3 separate regions of the Mus musculus genome follow, and all the other regions are linked to region 1. The links are chromatin loops, found by intact Hi-C in ENCODE. Cell type or tissue: left cerebral cortex. All regions are shown on one strand. Each heading gives the region's core, and the rest is flanking DNA. Links, peaks and the distances in the headings are about the cores only.

Evidence for each region. Hi-C counts contacts between places; a loop is a spot of excess contacts. Peaks named below come from ENCODE experiments on the same cell type or tissue, not always from the same donor. Only the 100,000 strongest peaks of a DNase experiment are listed, where the experiment ranks them.
Region 2: a loop joins it to region 1, with 2.4 times the contacts of the local background. A loop is called at or near these places in 12 of 42 quality-filtered maps.
Region 3: a loop joins it to region 1, with 2.8 times the contacts of the local background. A loop is called at or near these places in 12 of 42 quality-filtered maps.

What each region holds. Positions count from the first base shown.
Region 1 is chr8:25,158,280-25,164,987 of GRCm38, forward strand. Tacc1 (transforming, acidic coiled-coil containing protein 1) reads right to left here. Exons shown (of 13, transcript NM_177089.5): 11 at 6,110-6,216; 12 at 2,916-3,036; 13 at 1-1,541. The coding sequence ends at 1,473. Mir8108 (microRNA 8108) reads right to left here and starts at 954; the gene lies at 846-954. In left cerebral cortex, for the core only: a CTCF peak has its summit at 3,213 (motif pointing right); DNase peaks (open chromatin) are centred at 2,271, 3,163 and 4,042; H3K27ac peaks cover 835 bases.
Region 2 is chr8:25,211,816-25,218,523 of GRCm38, forward strand. It overlaps a transcript of Tacc1 not described here. Among named protein-coding and RNA genes, the nearest start is that of Tacc1, 14 kb to the left of the region's middle. In left cerebral cortex, for the core only: a CTCF peak has its summit at 4,176 (motif pointing left); a DNase peak (open chromatin) is centred at 4,279.
Region 3 is chr8:25,219,272-25,225,979 of GRCm38, forward strand. It overlaps a transcript of Tacc1 not described here. Among named protein-coding and RNA genes, the nearest start is that of Tacc1, 21 kb to the left of the region's middle. In left cerebral cortex, for the core only: a CTCF peak has its summit at 2,665 (motif pointing right); a DNase peak (open chromatin) is centred at 2,891; H3K27ac peaks cover 1,094 bases.

The sequences.
Region 1 (6,708 bases), core at 2,193-4,692:
ACGAGCCAGAGGACTCTTTACGGCCGGCCCGTTCTGTTTAAAAGCCCATCTCCAGTATGAAAGCAGTTGCTGTTGCTGTTATTTTTAAGTCTCTAAAAGGGTGCCGTGCCTTTAAACAGGGAAAACCTAGGCTCTTCACTCTCTGGCTGGTAATGTGGGCTTCTGTCATCTTTTAACAAGATCAACTAAACCTTTCCCACATCCCACTGGTGTGCGGTTCAAATAAATAACAGAAGTTGACTTTGCTTTAGAGACTCATCGGCCCCGGGGTGGACGCATGCATCCAAGGCCAGCTCTGAGGGAGGCCACGCTGCTGCTTTTGGTATGAGCATAAGGGACCATGCTGAGGTCCTGGGGTATCCAAACACCGGGGCAGCAGACAGCACGGCAAATCTTCCTTAGCCATGAAAGCTATGACCCCTGGCCCTCGTATCCTCAGCCTTTCCACCCTGACTCAAGGTTTGGTTTGGGTGTTTGATTTCTAAGAAAAGGACTGTTTGCCTAGTGCACTGCTGTCCTTAAACTCTGGGCTCAAGTGATCTTCCTGTCCTGCCTCCCACTAGCTGGGATACCCCATGCTTCCACTCACTCCTTGTTTGAAGCAAGAACTCACATAGTCCAGGCTGGCCTCCAAGAGGCTATGTAGTTGAGGGTGACCTTGGACTTATGGTCATCCTGCCTCCACCTCTGGAGAGTTGAGATCACAGGCATGCACTCCAATATCCAGTGTTTGTAGTTCTGGGGGCCGAACCCAGGGCTCTGTGTACCGGAAGCACTCCCCAGTAGAGCTAGGTTCCCAGCCCCTACCGAGTCTGAAGCTGGCTTTTAGACCTAGGGCTCTGTTTCAAAATAAGAGCCTACATTTCTTTCTGTAACTACGCTCCTCCCCAGAGGGTCTTATCTGGATATGCCTCAGGGGAAAAGCGGCAGAATGTAGAGAACACATGCATGAGTCCGTCTGTAACTAAAAGGGAGTTCGGAGCCCCAAGTGTTAGTGACGATGACTCAGACTGCCCCCTTCAGTAAAACTGCTGATACTGAAAACTTAAAACATTAACTAGGTCATAAAAACATCAAACAGGAGCTGGGAAGATAAACCCACACAGTTGCCACAAAATTAGAAATGTCACAAACTTGGGAAAAGCAAAGACGACGACGACAGCTAGATGAACTCAGGCTGTAGAAGCACAAGCCAGACCCAGCAGCAGCTCTAACGGGAGCTGGCAGCCAGGTCGCAGGGCAGAGCTGTCTTGTGACTCCCTCTCCACCAGCCAGGCCGCAGCAGCAGCAGCAGCAGCAGCAGCGGCAGCGCAGCGGCGAAGCGGGGACGATGGCAGCAGCAGGCATGTGCTTTGAAACAATTACTTCTCTCTGCAAAGGGGGGTGGGGGGCATTATTTCTGGATAAGGCAAGATAATGTGGTCACGACAGAAGCAGCCAGACTCGGATCTGCACAGCTCACGGGACGGCTCTCAGTCGGTCTTTCCCAGCTTTGCGATCAACTCGTCACAGATTTTTGTCAGCTCCTCAATCTCTTGATTCTGAAAGACAGAAGATGGTGATTTGCTTTGTGTTCTGAGAGAAGAAGCCAGTGGCTAGACCCTCCGGAGCATCCTACTGGCTCTCCACTTCTCTGTATCACAGTCTTTATAGAAAAGAAAGCCAAATGCCACCCACCCATCAAAGTGTGCCTGTGTTCACACAGTACTATGCTAAAACTTAGCTGAGGGTGCAAGAGCCACCAATTCTCTTGAACCTTGCCCGTAAACCTTAGGTCCCAGGTTCTCTGGTTGTGTGAGGGTCACTTGCTAGAACACAAGTGTGCGGGTTTCACTTAATCTGCCAGCAGCTTCAGGGACTGGGATTCCAGAGTCTGAGTCAGGGCTACCAGACACAAGCTGTAACTCAGGGCATCACTGGATGAATGCACACAGGCAGCACAGCAGGTCACACCCTGAAAACTGCTGATCAGAGGGAAACACAACTGGTGTCACAGAACCTCCGTGACAGTGTGGGGTCAGTGAGAGGACCTCGGAGCAGCTGCTCATCCTTCACCCAGGGTGAGTGTTGTCACAAATACCCTGAGGAAGTAAGACTCAGAACTGAAAAGCATCTTGGGATGGGAGGTTAAGAGTGAATGCACACCAATAAGCCCAGTACATGAGGGGCAGGTGTGAGAGGCAGTTGTCAGTCTGGGACACTTAGCACCTCCCTCCAGAAAGCTCTCCCAACACAGCCTGGGCAAGAGCCTTCTCATGCTGCCTTCCACATGAAATGCCCTTAGTTGCCTCTGTTTTGCTGGCATGTCTGATGGCGAGCAGCCAGTCTTGAGCCTGCTGACATTATCTCTGCTTATCAGCATCAATTATGTTGGGCTCTGATTTGATTTGGGCTGTCCCGTCCTCGATAGGATGGCCTGGCAGTGTTTCTGGCCTCTACCCACTTAGAGGCTCCTAGCATCTCCCAATTACAACCGCCAAATTAGTCTCTAGGCATGGCCTCGTGTCCCTGGAAGGCAGCTCTGCTCTGAAAGCTGAGGGACCACAGCAGTGAAAGGAAAGGTGCTTCGCTTGCTGCGCAAAAGCACACAGCGAGAATGAAAGGCAGCTGTGGGACCCAGACCACGTGTCCAAGCCCCTGGACTCCTGGCTAAAACACCGTGTTTGCCTTCTGAAACCTAGCAGTGGCTGAGGACTCCTGCTACTCTTGGTTAATAATGTGATGTGTGTCCCGAGAATCACTTCATAAGGGAGCCAGCCTGCAGCAACTGAGTAAAAAGATCAAAGCCACCTTCCTTGCTCCAGATCTGTGACAAGCTAGGTCTACCAAGGACTGACAGGAGCCAGAGTGGAGGAGGGCAGCCAGATGTCCCTGTGTCAGCGACAGGAGCCCCTCCATGACAGACCCCTCCATACCTTCTGCTGAAGAGCCCTCTCCAGGGACTCCACCTTCATCTGCTCCTTCCGGAGTCCGGCATGGAGAGCGGCACTCTCAGCCTTCGCCTTGGAGCGAACCTGAGCAATCTCCTCGTTGGCTCTGTGATGGTGTTTTGGGTTCGTTTGGGAGAAGAGATAAAAAAGGACACAGATTAGCGACCAGGGACAGACAGAGAGGCAGGAAGACGGGATGCCAACTGCTGACTTTCACAAAACATAGACTCGGGGCTGGAGAGATGACTCAGTGGTTAAGAAGAGCACTGGCTGCTCTTCCAGAGGTCCCGAGCAACCACAAGGTGGCTCACAACCATCTATAATGGGAGCTGATGCTCTCTTCCGGCATGCAGGCAGAGCATGCATATATTTAAATAAATAAATAAATAAGTAAATAAATAAATTTCTATACAGACTCAAATGAACTGACTGCGTGATCAGAGGAAACCAGGAACCAGTGACCTACAAAATGCAATTTATATGAAACCACTAAGCACTTTTCCATGGGACATCCTGGCGGCAGAAATCAATATTCTTCAAGTTTTGTGTTTCATGCGGAAAATGAATTAGGTAATTTCATAACAATCCTAGTTTTTAAAGGAGTCGTCCAACAGACTTCCTTTCCAAGTAAACGGTGCATGAAGGCCACTCTACAGCAAAGCACCTGCCCGTGGCAGTCTGACCTTTGTATTAGAGTGACAGGCTCTCATGTGGAATAATCCCAGGTTTTCCCACTGTCAACTGTTGCCCTACCGATGTCTGTGAGTTATTGACCTCAGAAGTGTCTTTATCAATGAGATCAGAGAGGAAGCAGGTCACTTAATAAACATCTGGCTAATCCACAAAGCTGCCACAACCTCACCAGCAAGGAGACATAAAAATTAATGTGCTAAGCACTTTGGGTGGCGTGATGTGTGCAGGGTGGGGTGGGGGGAGGGGAAGATGACTGAAGCCAGGATCTTGTGCCTGCTGAGTGGGTGGCCTATCGCTGAGCTGTGCGTGGTCAAAAGTACAGTATGGTCTTGTCCTAAGAACTCAAAGAACAACAGAACCACGACAAAACAGGGAAGGAGGGGAAGCACAAAGTGGGAATGAAGAAAACCCAAAATATACATATCTCAGGACACAGTAATTCCATCTTTTGCTAACTCTGCACAGAAATAACCTGCTAATGTGTCTGCTTTCAACATGGAGAGTCTGAGCCAGTCTAAATGCTCATCAGTAAAGAAAGACAGTCGCAGTCAGAGTTGGCTCAGTGTTTAAGAGTACTGGCTGCTCTGACAAAGGACCCAGGCTCCACATGGTGGCTCACCCTCTTCTGGCCTCCATGGGCATCAGGCATGCAGGTGATGCAGACATACATGCAGACAAAATACTCACACGCATGATATAAAAATAAATGAAATGTTTTCTAAAAAGATCCTACGGTCTAATAATGGAATTAGACCGAGCTGTGTGTTCTGACATGGAAAATGGTTCTAATATGCCATTACATGACAAGGAAAATGTGTAGGCTATTTTGATGTATATCTCAAAGCAACAACAATAGGAAGATACCATCTTTGTAGCTTGTAAAGCACAAACACAACAGAAGGACACACAACAACGAAATCCTTAATGAGGCCATAAGAGAGTGTAGAGGAGAGACATTTTTGAAGCTAGAAGTACGGACCACAGAATGCACCAACTGTACTACTTTGTAGTTAGAAACTAGGGTGGAAGCTGACGATCATGGCACTTGTCCCTTGGTCCCAGCAGAGGCAGGGGGATCTCTGAGTTTGAGAGGAGTTCCAGGCAAGTCAGGAGTACACAGTGAGATTTCATCTTTTAAAAAGAGCTTGTCTTAATCCCAGCACATGGGAGGCAGTGACAGGTCGATTTCTGAAGCCAGCCTGGACTACAGAGTGAGTTCCAGGACAGCCAGGGCTATACAGAGAAACCCTGTGTCAAAAAACCAAAAACACCATTCTCTGGGGTAAATTCCAAAATGTATTAGTGGACTTCAGGACTGAAAGTCCTAAGAGTGTTAGAAGGGAAATGGGAAGAAAATTCTCTCTACCTGGAACGCTGTCATAGGGAATCCAGAAACTGCAAACAAAGTGACTCTTGTCACCTTTGAATATATGGTGTCACATGCCATTAAGTTTAGCACCCAGGAGGCCGAGGCAAGTTCAAGGTCCACCTGAACTATAGGGGGAGACCCTGACTCAAAAACCCTGAAGTAAGTCATCTTCCTGCCATCACAGCACACTGCAAAGCTGAGGAGAGAGCGCTAAGGCAGAGCTCTTTGTCAAGTATGTGCCAACTCTGGGTTCAATCCCACAACAGTAAAAACAAAACAAAGATTTACTCTCTTCTTCATAGACAGGGTCAACACACACACATACACACAAATATTAAGTTGGAAATTGAATTACAATTTGCAATGAAAGCCAGTGCCCCTCATATGTGACACACTAAGTTACAACAGGAAGGGCAAAGAAGAGTCAATCATGATAGAGCAGGTGTTTAAATAGACAACCACTGAAACACATGCAATTTTACTACGATAACGTAAAGTAAACTCCTCCCAATAGAGTAAATGCTACGTTGCCAAACCCCACAGAAAGCTCCACTTTCACCGAGTACACGGACCATCACCTACACATTGAGCTATTGGCAGAGCTTTAGGGAAAAAACTCACGAGGGAGGGGTAAGCTGATGTACATCTAATGTCTAACTATTGTAACTCCACTGTTCACTGGTCCCCAGTTCCTCATCTATTCTCATGAAGACATAAAAGGGCAGTCTACAGCTCTACTCCCTACAGCACTTCTGCACCAGGACAAGTTTAGTAACCACAATTACTAAAGAGGCTGCCTTAATGGATTCCTTCCAACAAAGAAACTCCAGGGGGAGGTCCTCACGAACATGGAGAGATAAACGAAGGGCGTTAGCATGTGTGTCTGAAGAAAGACACAGAATACCAACACGGGCGAGCAGAGGGTTCAGAGGTAAGGGAACATACACAGAACCATACTCTGTAATGGTTTATCCATGCACAGAAATAAAATCACACATCCACAAAACCCTCGAGGTTGTAAACCAAGGAGACAGAAGGCAAAAGGACTAAGTACGCAACTTTGTAGATCCAAGTGTCTGCCCACACCCGCAGCAGTGAGCAAGCGGAACGCACTGACCTGTCCAGCTTTTCCTCTGCGTGAACCTTCAGGGCCTGGTATCGCTGCTCTTCCTGCTTGACTCTGGCTAAGTAGTCCTGAGCACACTTTTTCAAGGCTTCTTCATTCTGTGCCAATGTGAAAGTTCAAAACAGACGTGCATGGCTCTTTGTTTCTCCTGCACAATGTATCCCAAGGTTGGGTTTTTTCCTTATTTTTTTCTTCCTGTTTTTGTTTTGTTTTGCTTTGCTTTTTGTTTGTTTGTTTGTTTGTTTGTTTTTGAGAGAAAGTCTGCTCCATTGGGATGTATTTAATTCATAATCCACGGCAATTTCAACAGCTTATGCAACCCCACTGAAGAAAGCCTACATAGGTTCTCCATGCACTAATGTGCATGGATTGATGCAGCAGTCTTCACCTTCCTAATGCAGCTTCTCTCTCAGTCCTGCATTCGATGATTGGCCAGGCCATCCATCTATCATCCATCCTGTCTGTCTGTCTGCCTATGTATGTATGTATGTGTGTGTGTGTATATATACATATACATACATATATATATATATATGTATATATATATATATATATGTATATATACATCCCTCTATATATCTCTCTATGTA
Region 2 (6,708 bases), core at 3,087-5,586, 54 kb after region 1:
CACGACAGTGAGGGGGCCTGAAGTTTGAGATGCTTTAGCGTCACAGTAAATTCAACTTGTAAAAAAAAGGAGATACTTGTGGCTCCTGAGTGGGCCAGCTGGCTTCAAGTCAGTAAGCAAAATATAGATTTATTGAGGGAGGGAGGGTCATGCTGACCTCCTCTGTCTTCTCAAAGGAAATGAGAAATGTTAGCTGCTGGAAACTCGATAAAACTGTCAAAAGATATCTCCTCCACAGACCATGAAACACAAACCTCCGACTCCCCCTTCTCTACCAACCCTAAACACTCACATACAAGTTTAATTGTAATGACGACAGGGAAGACTTCAGTGTACGTGTCTGGCGCACGCTTATACTTTGCATTTACAGAAAACCACCATGCCTTGGCTCAAACATTGATAACAACCCTTGGACCGCCAGACAAAGTTTTCCACAGCAGCTGAAGGGGGCCAGTGACTCAGCTCTGACTAGTAGGGCCATGCCTCTCTGCTGGTTAGGTTTTTGCCAACTAGATGCAATAGAGAGTCATCTAGGAAGAAGTCAAGTGAGAATTGCCTCCATCAGATTGGCCTGTAGACCACGCTTTGGGCATCTTCTTGATTGACAACTAATGTGGGAGGGCCCAGCCCACTGTGGCAGGTGGGCCTGGGTTGTATATGCAAGCAAACGGAGCAAGCCACAGGGAGCAAGCCAGAAAGCAGCATCCCTCTATGGCTTCTGCCTCAGTTCTGACTCCAGGTTCAAGCTTTAACTTCCTGCCCTGACTTCCCTCAGTGATGGCCTGGAGCCAGTCAACCATATAAACCTTTTTCTCTCCAGTTGTTTTTTTTTTTTTTTTTTTTTTGGTGAGATTTTTTATTGTAGAGATAGAGACCCAATACAAACAGCCGTTAAGAAGAAAACCTCTCTTCAGGGCATGGCACCCTCGCCTTTAATCTTAGCCCTCAGGAGGCAGAGACAGGGATCTCAGAGTTTAAATCCAGCCTGGTCTACAGAATGAGTTCCAGGACAGCCAAGGCTACACAGAGAGACCCTATCTTGAAGAGGGAGAAGGAGGGGAGAGAGAGAGAATATCTCTGTCTTCTGCAGATGGTGAGCAGACCTCCGTCGTGTGGGTGAAGACTGCACTTAGGAGAAAGAGAAAAGGTCACTTAACCAGACAGGTTGGAGAGCACAGCCAGGCCAATCCCCTGAGGCAGGACAGCCCACAGCCCTTGGGGACTGTTCTCTGGATCCCAGCAGCACAGCCCCCTTGGAGGCACACCCTTGTCTAAACTCCCATATCAAGTCCTCAGTCATGAGACAAATCTACCACCCAAACCCTGCTCATCCCCCGGACAAGGCTGAGAGGATGCTCTGCCTAAGGAATTCCCGAAAGGAAGCTTGCTTGACTGGTTGAAAGGAGGTTGTGTCTACAGAGACTGGTGGGTTGATCGGAATTTCAGTACCATGAAGAGACTGGAATGTTACAGGTCCAGGGGGCTAATTTGACTTATCTCGGGTTAAATTCCTTGCCCTCCTCTCTCGTCAGAACTAACATTTTGAAACAGATAAAAAAGCCTCTTTGGAGTCAATCTGTTAACTTAGCAGACCAGCAGCTTCCACGGACCCAAGAGCTAAGAATGTCATCAGATAGCATCCGCCCCATCTCCGTGTACCCTCCTTTTGTGATATACCCACCGGTGTGTTTGAAACTTGCTTAGGCTTATTGCTTTCTTTGTTCTGTAAAACTGTAAAATTTCACGGGACCGTTTCCACGCCGGAACACAGAATTTGGGGTAACAGAGGTCTGTGTCCCCTGACCAAGGTCACTCATAAATGCTCCAGAATAAGCCATGCGTTGTACTCCTTAGAGGTGAGAGCTGTTCGTCAGCTGAAACTTACTGCAGAGAGGACCACTTTGGGTGCCAGGTACGGATCTGAAGGGCGAGGGGTCAATATTTAGGTTCCACTTAAGGCCAAGACTTACAGATAGAATGGATTTGGATCCTGATGAATCAATATTAATGTCTTTGGGGAGACACCCTTGAAACAGTATGACTTTGTAAGCTTGGGAAATACTAAATAATAAATGTGAGCATCTGTTTGAGTCCACAGATAAAAGAATAAGCCACATTCTGCAGATTAATGGCCGTTGTTGTTGGTTTTGACACTGGCTAACGGTTCGTGAGGATCCCCAGGCTTCCGTGTAGAAAACATTTTGTTCTTTGTTTGTGGTGCCAAGGACTGAACAGTAGAGTACTCTGGGAAGCAAGCGCTCTAACCTCTGATCCCAGTCTCTGCATCGAAAGGTTTTTTTTTTTTTTTTTTTTTTTTTTAAGTTTGGAGGCTGGGAAGATGAGATGGCTCAGTGGCTAAGAGTGCTGGCTGCTCTCCCATAGCTCCTTGGTTCAATAGCACACACATGGCCGCTCACGTTGTCCAGTCCCTGGGGATCCTCATCTGGATTCAGAAAGCACTGACACGTGCTACCCATACATGAAGGGATGTAATGTCTATTACAGTGATTGATAGGGATCTGAGAACGGTACCCACAGGAGCAAAGTATTTTTTAAAATAGTTCTCTTTGCTGTCGTTTTGTTTTGTTTTGTTTTGCTTTGCTTTGCTTTGCTTTTTTAAGATTTATTTAGGGGCTGGAGAGATGGCTCAGTGGGTAAGAGCACTCACCGACTGCTCTTTGGAAGGTCCTGAGTTCAAAAGGTCCCAGCAACCACATGGTGGCTCACAACCAACTGTAATGAGATCTGACGCCCTCTTCTGGTGTGTCTGAAGACAGCTACAGTGTACTTATGTATAATAATAAATAAATCTTTGGGCCACTGTGAGCAGGGACTGAGCGACTGGAGTTGACCAGAGTGAGCTGGACCGACTGGAGTGAGAGAGGTTGACCGGAGTGAGCAGAGGTCCTAAATTCAATTCCCAACAACCACATGAAGGCTCATAACAGCTACAGTGTACTCATACTCATAAAATAAATAAACAAATCTTTAAAAATTTATTTATTTATTTATTTATTTATTATATGTAAGTACACTGTAGCTGACTTCAAACACTTCAGAAGAAGGAGTCAGATCTCATGATGGATGGTTGTGAGCCACCATGTGGTTGCTGGGATTTGAACTCAGGACCTCTGGAAGAGCAGTCAGTGCTCTTAACTGCTGAGCCACCTCTCTAGTCCCCATTGCTTTGCTTTTCAAGACAGGGTTTCTCTGTGTAGCCCTGGCTGTTGTCCTGGAACTCACTCTGTAGACCAGGCTGACCTCAAACTCAGATATCCGCCTGCCTCTGCTTCCCAAGTGCGGGATTAAAGGCGTGTGCCATCACTGCCCGGCACTAGTTGACTTTTTGCTGTATTATCTTATGAAATGCCACAAATTCCCTTATTCCTACTGGCTCCTCACGTGTCTCATCATTTATAGTTTAATAACATCAGGAACATTTTTTATGTCCTTTGAACACAGCCTAGACAGCCACCAAGTGGAATGTTGGTGTGTTTGCGTTTTGTTCTAGAGACTGAACTGAGTATCTCTCGCTCTGCCACCAAGTACATCCCTAGCCAGATAATACTTGTTTTTAATTAGATTCTGAACAAATGCAATCTATTCTATGTGCTGCGTATTCATGTATCCCAGGAGGCAGATTTTAGTACTTAGGAAACTCAGCAGGGGATGGGTGTCCTCTAAGAGAGACCTTGAAGCCCTCCCAGACTCCACCTTGTGAGCACACAGGAAAGAGATGGCTCTCTGAACCAGAAGTGGGGTTGGTCCACCCTCAGTCTGTTAGCACAGTCTGTTAGACCTCGGACTACACCCTGGGAAGGATGTTTTCTGTTGTTTATGAAAGGGCTGAGGCAGCTCAAACCGGTTATGAACATAATCCCTGACTGCTAAACTAAGCATGCACCCCAGATCTCACAGGGCCACCCAGGTTTTTACCTGAAAGGAACATTTGTTAAAGATCACTGCACTCAGTGGCCTCAAATTCACCCAGAGACATTCAAGAAATACAGAGAGTTACGAAAGCTTGCACAGCTAAGAGTCACATCTGTTGGGCGCTGGAGAGATGGTTCAGTGGTTAAGAGCACCAACCGCTCTTCCAGAGGTCCTGAGTTCAATTCCCCAGCAACCTCACGGTGGCTTACAGCTCTCTGTAATGAGATCTGCTGCTGCCCTCTTGTGGCCTGCAGGTGTACAAGCAGACAGAGCACCATACACATAATAAATAAATTCATCTTTAAATGTCACACCTATCAGGAAGCTGTGAATGGATGCTGGCAGAACTTTCTCCACCCCACCCCTCACTCCCCTTAAAGGATGCTTAGCATATGTAACAGAAGAGCAACCCCCACCCCCATCTACCTCATCCTAAAAAAGCAAGCTGAATCATTTTACAAGGCAAAGAATCCTTTTCTTCAGGGTTTCTCTCTGTTGTACTGGCTGTCCTGGAATTCCATCTGTAGACCAGGCTGGCCTGGAACTGCCTCTGCCTCCTGAGCCACCTCCAGCCAGCAAGGATTCTTTCCTATACAACGTTCTTTGTTCCAAAAGTTACCGCCCTCCTCCTTGCTCCCTCCCTCCCCCCCCCCGCCACCCCTCCCCCCTGTGCTGAAGAGCAAACACAGGACCTGTGCGTACTAGGCAAGTACCCTGAGCTATATTCCAGACCTTTCTTTTTTGAGACTATGTAGCTCAGGCTAGCCTCAAACTCACCATCTTCCTGTCACCTTTTCCTGAGTGCTGGGATTATAGGTACACATCACTCCATAGAACTTAAAAGTATGTTTTAATAACTGTGATGGTTTGTATATGCTCTGCCCAGGGAGTGGCACTATTAGAAGGTGTGGCCTTGTTGGAGTAGGTGTGTCACTGTGGGTGTGGGCTTAAGATCCTCATCCTAGCTGCCTAGAAGTCAGTATTCTGCTAGCAGCCTGCAGATGAAGATGTAGAACTCTCAGCTCCTCCTGCACCATGCCTGCCTGGACACTGCCATGTTCCCACCTTGATAATAATAGACTAAACCTCTGAACCTGTAAGCCAGCCCCAATTAAATGTTGCCCTTAGAAGAGTTACCTTGGTCATGGTGATTGATCACAGCAGTAAAACCCTAAATAAGGCAATAACTATATAACTATAACTATAAATATATAAAACTATATATATATAACTATATATACATATATATATGTATAGTGTGTGTGTGTGCCTTCATTCTTTTATTCTAAATTTTACAAATGACAGAATTCTGCCAGCCTATGCTATATTCTGCTGATTGAAACAGATCCCAATTCTATAAACAAATAGAGATGTAATTTATAAGCTATCCTGTGTGAAATACATTAATGTAACAGCATTTCCCACACAGAACAATGTGCCCCAAGAAGCTGAGCAGGAAAGGGGAAATCCCGGTGCTCATCCAGGCACAGCCAAGGTATACCCAGGAGCAGGACGACTGGAGCACTTAATTCGGTCAAGGGGAGAAGATACCATCACTGCCCAACTAAGCACCAATATTCATCAAAGGCCCACGCATTAAAGGCTTGGTCACCAGCTGACAGCACTCCTAAGAGGTGACAGGACCTTTAAGAGATAAGTCTTAAAGAAAGAAATCAGGATATTGGGGGGGGGGGGAGGGGGATGCCTTGGAGGAGACAGTGGGAAGACCTTGGTCCTCTGTTGCTTCTCTTTGCTTGCCAGTTGCCCTGAGGTGAATGGGCCACCTCTATCAGGAATTCTGCCAGGTGCCACAGTGCCACGATGGGGCTGGCGTGGACCACAGCTTCTGAAACAACAAGCCAAATAACCAACTTTCTCCCTTAAAGTCTTCTCTCTCTCTCTCTCTCTCTCTCTCTCTCTCTCTCTCTCTAAGACAGGGTTTCTCTGTTTAGCCCTGGCTGTCCTGGAGCTCACTCTGTAGACCAAGCTGACCTCGAACTCAGAATTCTGCCTGCCTCTGCCTCCCGAGTGCTGGGATTAAAGCGTGTGCCACTATTGCCCGGCTCCCTTAAAGTCTTAATCTAACCAGCTGAGAATGAGACCACTACCACAATTTAAAGCTGATTTCGAAGCAAGCTTTAATTACATACTGGCCAGGTGGATGGATGGACTCTGGCCAGGTCCTTGCCTGGGTTTACAGAAAATGGCTACAGGTCACATTTTTCAGGGGCTTAAAAAAAGGCAGACCCCACAATTCACCTAATTTCCCATGAGGTCCAATCACGGACCAGCAAACATCCTGATGTATTTCCTGCCCACATACTTCTCACTCCCACGCAATCAAGCACATTTGGTACAAATTGGTCAAACCAACAGGGCAAACAGAAACTTAATTTTAACTCCAAACAGAACTCTTAACCTACAAGGTATATTTTTCCTGCTTTGGTCTCACAACGGTTGTTTATCTGACTGAGGCAGGAGGATTATCACAAATTCAAGAGCAGCCTGGGCTATGTAGTGAGTTCCAGGATGGCCTGGGCTACAAACCATGAGATCCTGTCTTTAAAAAAAAAAAACAAAAACCAAAAAAAAAATGTTTTTCTGAGGCATTTTGTCATGGCAACAAGAAGCTGACTAGCACATGCATTAAGGCTCATTGTCTTAGCAAAAGTAAATTTACCAATGCTAGGGAAACCCACAGTAAGAGCGTAAGGGAGCCTCTTGCTATTGATGAACGGTGGCTCTACAGTGACAGAGAACCAACAAGCCCTGCTC
Region 3 (6,708 bases), core at 1,182-3,681, 60 kb after region 1:
CAAGTCACATATATTTTACATTTGATACAAGTAGTCAGCTGCCCTTGAGAAAGGTTATATTGTAACAATTAAGAGGCAAGTTTTATTAAAAGGCACCATCTTGGGCTGCTGAGATGACTCAGAGGTCAAGAACACTGGCTGCTCTTCCAGAGGTCCTGAGTTCAGTTTCCCTGGCAACGCCCATCTATAAGGGGAATCTGATGCCCTCTTGTGGTATGTAGGTATACATGCAGACAGAGCACTCTGACATGTATATAATAAATATGTAAACAAATACATTTTTTAAAAAGGTTTTTAAAAGTTCTGACTCTTCATTTGGGCCTACAGATGAGCAGTGGGCATTTAATGTCAGGACAAAGGTTGGCTTTGCCACTTCACTTTGTATCTGTCTTCTTTACCACCTTGCACTTTGGGTCAGATCCCTGCTCAATGCTACACGTAGGTATGCTAACCACTTAAGGACTATCTGTCTAAAAACTGGTAAAACAAGGCTGAGTAAACCCCAGCTTACCTGACCTATCTCACATCCCTTCGAAGGCTGAAGAACCACTAACATATTTCTGAGAGACTGCCAAAGCACCGGCTCATATAATGTCTTGTTCCAGACCTGTGAAGCGGTGTCTACATGTCACCAGTCATTGCTGTGACCTTCCAGGAACAGCAAAGCCTCGAAGGCAGATCACCCCGTGACTAAGCTACCCCCAACACCAACAGGGAGCAATTATTTCAGGTTGGAAACTGAAGTTGCCCACTAAAGTGGAAACACTTTGTTTGATGTTTCCTATCATCTCACCATAGGAAACAGATTGCCCCCTTCTCTAGACCCAACTAGCAGAACCAGAACAAGAGACCACTCAGCCAAATCCTGTTTGACCAAGACTGTGTAAGTGATTAAACTCTCACCCTTGCCCCAGCCCCTTCTCTTGCACACGAGGTATATACTCCACCCCAAGACAGGGCTAAGATGCAGCCTTGCTCACACCACCTGGTAGTTAGAATGAGAATGGCCTCCACAGGCTCATATAGTTGGGCATGTAGTCCCCAGTGGGTGGAACCATTTGGGAAGGATTTAGGAGGTGTGGCCTCGTTGAAGAACATTTGTCACTGAGGGCGGGGCTTTGAGGTTTCAAAACACTCAAGACAGTCCCAATGGTCCCTCTTTGCTCCCTACTTACAGATCAAGATGTGCATGCTTAGCTACGGCTCTAGTCCCGTGCCTGCCTGTCTCTTGCCATGCTCCCTGCCATGATGGTCAAGGACTCACCCTCTGAAACTATAAGCCCCTGTGGTGGTTTGAATAAAGATGGATCCCATAGGCTCCTGTGTTTGAATGCTTAGTCATTGGTGCTGCTTAAGGAGGGTTAGGAGATGTGGCCTTGTTGGAGTATATGTGGCTTAGTTGGAGGAAGTGTGTCACTGGGGGTGGGCTTCAAAAGCTCAAGACAGTCCCAAGGTCCCCCTCCTCCCTTCCTGCTGCCTGCAGATCCAGATGTAGACCCCTCAGCTACTTCTCCAGCACCATGTTTCCTGCCACGATGATAATGGACTAAACATCTGAAACTATAAACCAGCCCCAGTTAAATGCTTTCTTTGATAAGAATTGCCATGGCCACAGAGTCTCTTCCCAGTGACAGGCCATTAACTAAGTGTCTTATCTCGGCAATAGACAAGCAACCAAGGCACAGCCACAGAGATTACATCCCCCTCCTGTCTTTTGGCCTTACTTTCCCCCTTTCTGCACAAATGGCTGCATTCAAGTGTTGGGGCTCTCTGAAGTGAGGTGGTATGTGGCCAAGGACTCCAGTAACAATAGTAATCTAAATTTTTAAATGACAGTATAGGAGACAGCCTTTTCCTCAGACTTCAGCTGATACCGAGTTCCATTCACCTTTTAAACCTTTGCTAATGTGTAGAGGTGATTTGTCCCTATCAATGCCCGAGTATGAACAATTATTTATAAGGCTGAGTGTTTTCATGCATTTACGAAACCAACCTGTCCTCCTTTCTCCCTCCCTCCCTCCCTCCCTCCCTCCCTCCCTCCCTCCCTCCCTGTCTTCCTGGTCACTCATCTCTCGCTTGTCTATGCCCTCTTGTTGGAAATGGAAGATTTAACTCCTTAGCTTGAAATCTGCAGTAGTAAGCTATGATCCCTGCATCACCAGCCCCCAGGACATTAGGAATCACATGTTGCTATAGAGTGGGAAGCCTGGGGTGGCCCTACCATCCACAATATGACAAACCCTGAAGAGTGATGCCCAGGGGGTGACTGGGAGGGGGAAAGTGAGCGGGATATAAAATGAATAAGTAAAAAATTAAAGAAAGAGTGATGTTCATTCAGAAATAGCTTAGTTTCACTTTTCTCAATAATATTGCGCGCACTCTCTCTCTCTCAAACACACACACACACATACACCTCCATATATCCCTATCTTTTGGCTCTTTTGGGGTATAGTTTGGATCTACTGGTTAAAACAAATGCTTCCATTTGAAAATGAGTTCTCCATATTTTCTCTAGCTAACTGCAAAGTGATACTCTTTTCTATTTTAACTATTTTTCACATCTCCCTTTTGTTGTACAAAGAAATGGCTTTCACCGTGTCTTTTTCTTTTCTCTTCCCCCCTTTTAAGATTTATTATGTAGTGTTCTGACTGTATATCTGCCTGCAGGCCAGAAGAGGGCGCCAGATCTCCTTATAGATGGTTGTGAGCCACCATGTGGTTCCTGGGAATTGAACTCAGGTCCTCTGGAAGATCAGTGAGAACTCTTAGCCACTGAGCCATCTCTCTGGCCCTCACCATGCCATTTTCATACATTATATTCCACTCTTGTCTACACCCCAGCACTCCTCCTCTTCCTGATCCTCTTTCCGCACTGAACAACGTTCCCTTCTGCTCCATGACACCTGCCTCCCATCAGCTTCTTTTCTCCCCACTCCTCTCTGAGCATGGCTTCCTCTCTACTTCCCACTCCTTCTTGTTTTGAGACAGTGTCTCATTAGGGAAACCTGGCTGGCATAGAGCTTGCAACAATCCTCCTGCCTCTGTCTCTTGAGTGCTAGGAACCACTATGCCTAGCTTTTGCTTTCATATATGAATATATATACACAAATATACATATCTAGGTCAAGATTCCATATGTCAGAGAAGGTAATACTTGTCTTCGGTTTGCGTCTAGCTCATTTCACTTAACATAATAATACCTACTTTCCCACAGATATCGGCTTACAGATATCACTTACAGCTGGAGAAACTTCCACTGTGCACAGATACCTACTGAAGCCTCACCATTCCGTGGATGGACAGGCTGTGTCCATGCCTTGGCCACTGTGAATAATACAACAACAAATAAGCATGCAAGCATCTCTGTGGTGTGCTGACTTATTCTCCTTCGAGTGTGTGCCCAGGAGCCGTAGATTTTAAAGGGACATTTCCTCTTCTTGAGGATCGACTGATTTCCATTCTGACTTTATTTACTTATTTAATTTTTAAATTTAACTTTATTTTATATGTATCAGCATGGGGGACTCAGATCCCCTGGAACTGGTGTTACAGACAGTTGTGAGCTGCACATGCGGTTGCTGGGAATTAAGCCTGGATCCTCTAAAAAGAGCAGCCAGTGAGTGCTCTTAACTGCTGAGCCATCTCTCCAGCTTCCATTCGGATTTTAATGAGATGGAATCTCAATATAGTTTAGCTTGCGGCTCCCTGAAAGCTAAGGATGTTGAACAGTTTTTCAAATATTTATTGGTCATTTTTATTTCTTCCTTTGAGAACTGCCTTCATCCCATTGGCTATTTACTGGCTATTTATTGGATGATTTGGGGGTTGTATTTAATTGGGAGGTTCTTTATAGATTTTATATATTAATCTCCTATCTGACCTATAACTAGCAAAGATACGCTCCCCACCCCCCAATCTTTAATCAGTTCTATGATTCCTTTTTTTATTTTTTTGTCTACAAGTGTGATCATTTGAATATGCTCGGCCTAGGGAGTGGCACTATTAGAGGGTGTGGCCCTGTTGGAGTAGGTGTAGCCTTGTTGGATTAGGTGTGTCACTGTGGCTTTAAGACCCTCATCCTAGCTGCCTGGAAGCTAGTATTCTGCTAGCCTTCAGATGAAGATGTAGAACTCTCAGCTCCTCCTGCACCATGCCTGCCTGGATGCTTCCATGTTCCCACCTTGATGGTAATAGACTGACCCTCTGAACCTGTAAGCCAGCTCTAATTAAATATTGTCCTTAGAAGAGTTGCCTTGATCACGGTGTCTGCTCATAGCAGTAAAACCCTCACTTAGACAACTTAGAGTCTAGGGATCATTTCCTGTGGGGCTGGGGTCTTCTTTTTGGAAAGTCCTTGCGTAGGCCTTGATCCTGAAGAGTTTGAAGACTATGTCTTCCTCAGGTCGTTTAGCCTTGAAGGCTCGTGGCACATCTTGAGTTTATCTTTGTTTGGGATGAGAGCTGTAGATGCGCTTTCTTTCCTTTGCACGTGGTTGTCACTGTCCCAGCGCCATCTGTACAGCTGAGCTCTCTCGGCAGGGCATTTGTCTTCAGCTTGCACACTAGAGACAGAAGCTTTCACCACGCCAAGTGCATTGCTTTGTGCCCCGCCTGTCTACGGACTGCACACCACTGGCTGCTTCCCTCTCAGTAAAACTCTCAAGCCCAGAGCATGGCACACCCCAGAGGCTCAGCAGACTGATCGTGGCTATGAGAGGTTTCTCTGATTTTTGTCTTCTTGAACACCATTTTCTCCACCCACAATCCACATTTCAATTTGGAACTTATGCTTTCCTGTGCTGGGTCCAACTCCAGCTTTCCAGGGTGTGAATGTGACTCACAGCTGACTCAAAATTCTCTCCCACCCCTATCCCTCTTTTCTCCTGCCCCCAAACCATATTAGACCCATCGAGCATGTGGGACCCACATCTAACCCAACTGCCGTGCCTTGACAGCCTTTTAACATTTCAACTGTGTTTACCAGAACCTGTTTAGTAGATCAAACCCAGGGCAGGATTCCAGACCTAAGTCAGCATCCCCAGGGTGGAAGATGTGCTCAAGGCTGCCCACCCACACCCTCCCAGGAGAAAAAGCCCTCTGAGATGGAAGCAGGGTACCCAGCAGGAATCCCAGGCAAGGAGCTAAGTTTGGGGGTTTCATACGCAGAAACCTGACTCTGCAGTGTGTTAGCGATAAACAAATTGGGCATTTTCATTAGTCCCTGGTCTCTAAATGTATTTCATCCCTCTATTGGAGATGCTGGGTTAAACGTCTATGATAAGCCCTGGTAGGAACATTTCCCAGCTTGGTGGCGCCAGAAATATGTACACAGATGGTGTGAACCATTCCTCAGCTTCATTCCACAGCTCCTGGTACATCTGTGTGGCCAAATGCTGCTGCCTCTGTGGTCCCAGAATTCACTCCTGCCTACCCATACAAGGACCAAATTGAAATTTTTTTCCCTAAGTCTTTCTTCTTTGCTGGAATTTTTCCTCTGCTCCCATTAAAATACTGATTTCTGTGCCCCTACCCCCACCCCCCAAGCAAGATACTCAGGATCATTTTATCACCTGCCCTCACACTTTAGAGTCAACCATTCAATATCTCCCATCAAGTGGCGTTCAGGGTGGACGGGGCACCCCAAGGGAGCTGCTTATTCGTTCTGAAGCTGACAGCGGAGTGCAAAGGAGTGATTCATTTTATGTAACACAGGGCTCTGAAGGTGGAAGAAACTCAGCTGTGACCAAAAAAGGAAGCAGCGTGATTCAGCTTCCATGGGTGGGGGTGGCGGGTGAGGAGGGGGCGCACTCGCCGAGAGGGAGGAAGGAAGGCGGGCATATCCAGTAGTGGCAACAGGGCAGGCGGTGAGGGAGAAAGGAGAGCTAAAATCTTACCCAGCTGCTACCTTCAGAAACCAGTGAAGCTATCGCCCTTGGAGAGGAACTTCCAAAAGATTCCTCCCTGATTGTGAAGTCCTTGAGAAGTCGTGGCTTGGAAACTGTCACCTAGAGTATTTTTACAGAAACAAGATAACCACAACAGGGCTCTGCGGCTTGACCGAGGGGGGGGTGGGGGTGGGGACACTGTTTTCTGATCTCTCAAGGTGTCAAATTGTTACTGCTCTTTGGAAGGTTTATTGGAAAGTCCGGCTGGAAGTACAGGACATGTACACACAGACACACACACACACACAGACACACACACACACACTTCCCCCTCACATAATACTATAGAATCACAGATTAAACTCACTACACACAATCCACATATAGTCTCATGTATACATACCACAATTGCATATAGTCACACATACACACACCTCTCCTATACAGATATATAGACATACATACACATACACATATTTATATATATATATACACACACACATATATATGCCATAGAGCTATACATACTCCAATCTCCCACACAAATAAATGTCCCCACAAAGTCACACACAAGCCACTCCCACAAACCCCAAGTACCACCCACACACTCACCCACACACTTTCCCACACACCCACACACTCACCCCCACACCACCCCCACACTCACCCCCACACCCCCACACTCACCCCCACACCACCCAACCACCCACACACTCACTCACACACTCACCCCCACACTCACCCCCACACTCCTCAAGCATCAAGCACACTAGTTCTGGTGTAGGAGTTTGGACTCAAAGGAAAGAGTTTACAAAGGGTAAGA